Regions from separate parts of the Homo sapiens genome. Here region 1 is linked to region 2. Evidence: read pairs that join two places in POLR2A ChIA-PET (ENCODE). Cell type or tissue: OCI-LY7. All regions are shown on one strand.

What was found. Peaks named below come from ENCODE experiments on the same cell type or tissue, not always from the same donor. Only the 100,000 strongest peaks of a DNase experiment are listed, where the experiment ranks them.
Region 1: POLR2A ChIA-PET joins it to region 2 with 5 read pairs; 2 of 35 experiments call an interaction of 5 or more read pairs at or near these places.

Annotation. Positions count from the first base shown.
Region 1 is chr22:30,441,192-30,443,691 of GRCh38, forward strand. No RefSeq gene overlaps it. Among named protein-coding and RNA genes, the nearest start is that of MTFP1, 17 kb to the left of the region's middle. RefSeq lists an enhancer at 1,469-1,518. In OCI-LY7, no CTCF peak of the experiment used is centred here; a DNase peak (open chromatin) is centred at 1,420; H3K4me3 peaks cover 488 bases.
Region 2 is chr22:30,378,813-30,381,312 of GRCh38, forward strand. It overlaps RNF215 (ring finger protein 215), which reads right to left. Exons shown (of 9, transcript NM_001017981.2): 6 at 1,470-1,589; 7 at 1,250-1,393; 8 at 899-1,001; 9 at 9-810. The coding sequence ends at 788. Among named protein-coding and RNA genes, the nearest start is that of KIAA1656, 2.2 kb to the left of the region's middle. In OCI-LY7, no CTCF peak of the experiment used is centred here; a DNase peak (open chromatin) is centred at 1,059.

The DNA.
Region 1 (2,500 bases), 62 kb after region 2:
AGCATTCGGGGATCAGGATTTTTAAGGATAATTTGGTGAGTGGGGGGCCGCCAGTGAGTCAGGAGTGCTGATGGGTTGGGTCGGAGATGAAATCACAGGGAGTGGAAGCTGTCCTCTTGTGCTGAGTCAGTTCCCAGGTGGGAGCCACAAGATCAGATGAGCCAGTTTATTGATCTGTGTGGTGCCAGCTGATCCGTCAAGTGCAGGGTCTGCAAAATACCTCAAGCACCGATCTTAGGCTTTACAATAGCGATGTCACCCCCAGGAGCAATTTGGGGAGGGTCAGAATCTTGTAGCCTCCAGCTGCACGACTCCTAAACCACAATTTATAAACTTTTGGCTAATTTGTTAGTCCTACAAAGGCAGTCTAGTCTCCAGGCAAGAGGGAGGTTTGTTCTGGGAAAGGGCTGTTATCATCTTTGTTTTAAACTATAAACTATAAACTAAGTTCCTTCCAAAGTTAGTTCAGCCTGTGCCGAGGAATGAACAAGGACAACTTGGAGGTTAGAAGCAAGATGAGAACGGGCATGGTGGAGCGCCTGTAATCCCAGCATTAAGGGAGGCCGAGGTGGGCAGATCACTTGAGGTTGAGGTCAGCAGCTCGAGACCAGCCTGGCCAACATGATGAAACCCCGTCTCTACTAAAAATACAAAAATTAGCTGGGCATGATGGTGGGCACCTGTAATCCCAGCTACTTGGGAGTCTGAGGCAAAAGAATCAGTTGAACCCAGGAGGCAGAGGCTGCAGTTAGCCAAGATTGTGCGACTGTACTCCTGCCAGGGCGACAGAGCAAGAGTCGATCTCCAAAAAAAAAAAAAAAAAGCAAGATGTAGTTGGTTAGTTCAGATCTCTTTCACTGTTATAATTTTGCAATGGTAGTTTCAAGCATAAGCTGAGTGTGATGGCTCACGCCTGTAATCCCAACACTTTGGGAGGCCAAGGCAGGTGGATCACCTGAGGTCAGGAGTTTGAGACCAGCCAAGCCAACATGGAGAAACCCTGTCTCTATTATAAACACACAAAAAATTACCCAAGCACGGTGGTGTGTGCCTGTAATCCCAGCTACTCAGGAGGCTGAGGGAAGAGAATCACTTGAACCTGGGAGGCAGAGGTTGCAGTGAGCTGAGATCACGCCACTGCACCCCAGCCTGGGCAACAGAGAGGGACTCCATCTCCAACAAACAAACAAACAAACAAAAAACATATATTAAACAATTACTCATCAGTTTTGGAAAGAAGTGGGCAGTTCCCCTAACTGACGGTTCCTCCTCTTTTTAGACCATATAGGGTAATGTCCTGATGTTGCCATGGCATTTGTAAACTGTTGTGGTGCTGGTGGGAGTGTCTTTTAGCATGCTAATGTACTATAAGTAGCATATCATGAGCAACGAGGATGATCAGAGGTCACTTTCTTTGCCATCTTGGTTTTAGTGGTTTTCGGCTGGCTTCTTTACCACATCCGGTTTTGTGTTATGTTGGGTTTTTGGTTTTTTTTGTTTTTTTTTTTTTGAGACGGAGTCTTGCTCTGTCACCCAGGCTGGAGTGCAATGGTGTGATCTTGGCTCACTACAACCTCTGCCTCCCAGGTTCAAACAATTCTCCTGCCTCAGCCTCCTGAGTAGCTGGGATTACAGGCACATGCCACCATGTCCTGCTAATTTTGTATTTTTAGTAGAAACGGGGTTTCACTATGTTGGTCAGACTGTCTCGAACTCCTGACCTCAAGTGATCCACCTGCCTCGGCCTCCCAAAGTGCTGGGATTACAGGTGTGAGCCACCGCACCCAGCCACCACATCCTGTTTTATCAGCAAACTTTTTGTGACCTGTATCTTGTGCCAACCTTCTATCTCATCCTGTGACTAAGAATGCCTAACCTCCTGGGAATGCAGCCCAGTAGGTCTCAGCTTTATTTTACCCAGTCCCTACTCAAGATGGAGTCACTGTGGTTTGAAAGTCTCTGATGTTAGGATTGGGGAAGACGCTTGACTGCCAGAATCAGAGGTTGGACACTAAACATAGGGACAGGCTGACATGGGAGGCTGGAGGTGGGCACACGGCTGCTGTGGGATAGAGGGATAGAGAGGACATAAACCCAGAGTCAGTGTCCTGTTGGTTCTACCCCATTTCAGCACCTGTCACTTGGAGTGGACCCCTCGTACTTTTCTTAGCTCCTACTCTCGTATCTATCTCCCTCTTCCCTTCTCCCAGGGGACGAGTGCCAAATGGTCTCTCCCTGCCATTTTGATATCTTCTCTCCAGTCCTGCTCACTCTCTCTCTATATATATTATTTTTCATGAGAAGCAGTCTCGCTCTGTCACCCAGGCTGGAGTGCAGTGGTACGATCTCGGCTCACCGCAACTTCTGCCTCCTGGGTGCAAGCGATTCTTCTGCCTCAGCCTCCCGAGTAGCTGGGATTACAGGCGCCTGCCACCACGCCTGGCTAATTTTTGTATTTTTAGTAGAATTGGGGTTTCACCATGTTGGCCAGGCTGGTCTT
Region 2 (2,500 bases):
TTTACATCTTATGTTAAAATATAGCCACGTTTATTTTACTATTAAACCTTCCCTACTCCAACTCTTTAAAAAAAAAAAAAAAAAAAAAAAAGGATGCCCCTGGATGAGGCACCACATTGATCCTGTGGCTTCGAGTATCCCGGTCAGCAACACAAAGCCGCAGCCAAGGATTCCAGAACAGGACGGTTTCTAAGACCTCTGGTCCTAGCCAGGCCCAGGAAGGGAGCCAGGCTGGACAGGCAGTGGGACCCATGGCTCCCAGTGCTTGAGGACCAAAGGCAACAGGCAGACAGCCTTGACAAGAAGTATCCTGAAAGACGGTCAGGCCAGGGTACCCCAAGGCCAGATAGCTCTTCCCTCAACCCACCCCCCAATAAATAAGCACAAAACCTGGCCACTGTAGTCTCAGCCCCCAGGAATTCCCAGACAGGCCACAGGGAGCTCCCAGAACCCTGGCGACAGCTACACTGGCCCCATATTCTCTTTCCTTATTGACCTGGGAGCTGCCTGTAAGGAGGGCAGACTCACGTCACAGGATTGCAGAGAAGGTCCCAAAGTGACCTCTCTTCCTTGACTGACAGGTCCCAGCCCTAGATCCTCAGTCTGAAGCTGTGGGGCCCTCCTTCCCAGTGTGGACATGGTGGGGCCCTCATCCTTCCTCCCACCCACTGGGCTTGCTGTCCTGTCTATCCTGCTGTCCCATCCTGTCCTGTCCTGGGAGCCCAGGCTGAGGACCGGGGTGCAGGCAGGAAGGGTCCATCCCCATGTGCAGAGTCCAGCTGGGCAGCTAATCATCGGAGTAGCGGTTCCCTGCAGGGGAGGGGAAGAAGAACAGGGAGAGAGGCATCAGGTGAGGAGCAGGCAGAGTAGGCCGAGGGACCCCACCCCTGGTGCTCACCCAGGACGTTGAATTTGCACAGTGGGCAGGTCTGCTGGAGCATCAGCCAGGGGTCCACACAGTCTCGGTGAAACTCGTGCTTACAGGGCAGCACCCGGAGCCACTACAGGGGTGGGGGAGGAAGGGCTCAGGTCACCGAAGCAGGACTCCACGTGGGGGTGCCTGGTCCCATGCCCCTCGCCTCAGCTGGGGAACTGAAACCTCACGGCTTCCCCCACCCCCCTGAAATTCTGCTCTGTGGCCCTGGGGGCTGAAGGAGAAGGGCCTGGTGGTGGTGGTTCCAAGGTCCCAGGAGTAAGGTGGGAGGCATCACAGGTGAGCTGATGGCTGGTCTCTACCCGGGGCACTAGCCTGTTTGTTGCAGAAGTAGTCCAGGCACACCGCACAGGTCTCAGCACCCGGATCTGGGAGGCCCTGCGCTGCCCTGCTCAGCCGGCAGCGCCGTGTCTTGAGGGATGCCAGTCTCCGCACCACGCGGCGCTTAAACAGGTCCACCTGTGGGGAGAGGACGGGCACAGTCTTGCAGGTCCAAGGGCTGAGGGTGCTGGGGCTCCCTGGGGCTGGCTCCCACCTGGCCTCCGAGCTCCCGCTGGCTCTGCCGCGACGCCTGCCGCTGGGCCTGGACCACGAGGCCTGTGCACAGGAGCATGGCCACCAGCAGGATGGCGTTCCACAGCTGCTGCAGGGGTTTCTGGGGAGGGAAGCAGTCATCAGGGACATGGGGCCACCCCCACACGCCTCCCTTAGGAACATCTACCCCCAGGAACGCCAGGGAGCAGGCAGGTGAGGTATGCTGACGGCCTCTGTGTCCCTGCAGTCCCCAGCTTCCTCTTCTGAAGGCTCCGTCTCTTCCATTGTGTGCTTCTCAGGATCACTCACTCTGCCCTACACGTCTTCCCATCCAGCTCCAAGGAGAGCCACATCCATTCCCAGCCCAGGGCTCTCTGGGCAACAAACCTGATGTTTTGCATACACAGAAGCTTCTATCTGGTAGCCTCAGAGACTCCCCAACCCAGCACCCAGCAACCCAGCACCCAGCCTGGGACCTGCTCACTCTCCCACCCCCATCCTCCTGCACTTCCTCCTGGTCGGCTTTCTCAGGCCCTGCCATCAGCCACTCACCCATCCAGCCTGAATGTTCGCACCCCCCTGTACGGGAGGGAGCCAGCCCCCAAGGCCTGTTGCTTCGTTCTCCTGGGTGGGGGTGGGTCTCATGCCCTCCTTGCCACCCACTTCCCACCCACGGTCAGAGGGTTCTCCCCTGCACACCAGGCCCTGCAGCTCCCCTGCCTGAGCTCCTTCCCTGCAGTGCCACTTGCCTCCTCTCAGTGTCTGTGCCTTTCCACACTGTTCCCTGTCTTGGGAACCCTCTTCCACCTTATCCCTTTCCTCGGCTACTGCCTCCACCACATCTTGCTCTAGAAGCTCCCTGACCTCTTATGGCTGGGTGAATGCGCCCCCCTAACCTCCCGCTGCCCCGCCCTCCTCACACCCGCTCTACCCAGCGTTCCCTTGCAGCTGCCCTTGGGGGTCTGTGCGCTCCCATCGGTGGGAGGTAACCATAGCTGATGTGGTCACCACTCTAACCCAGTACCTCCCACC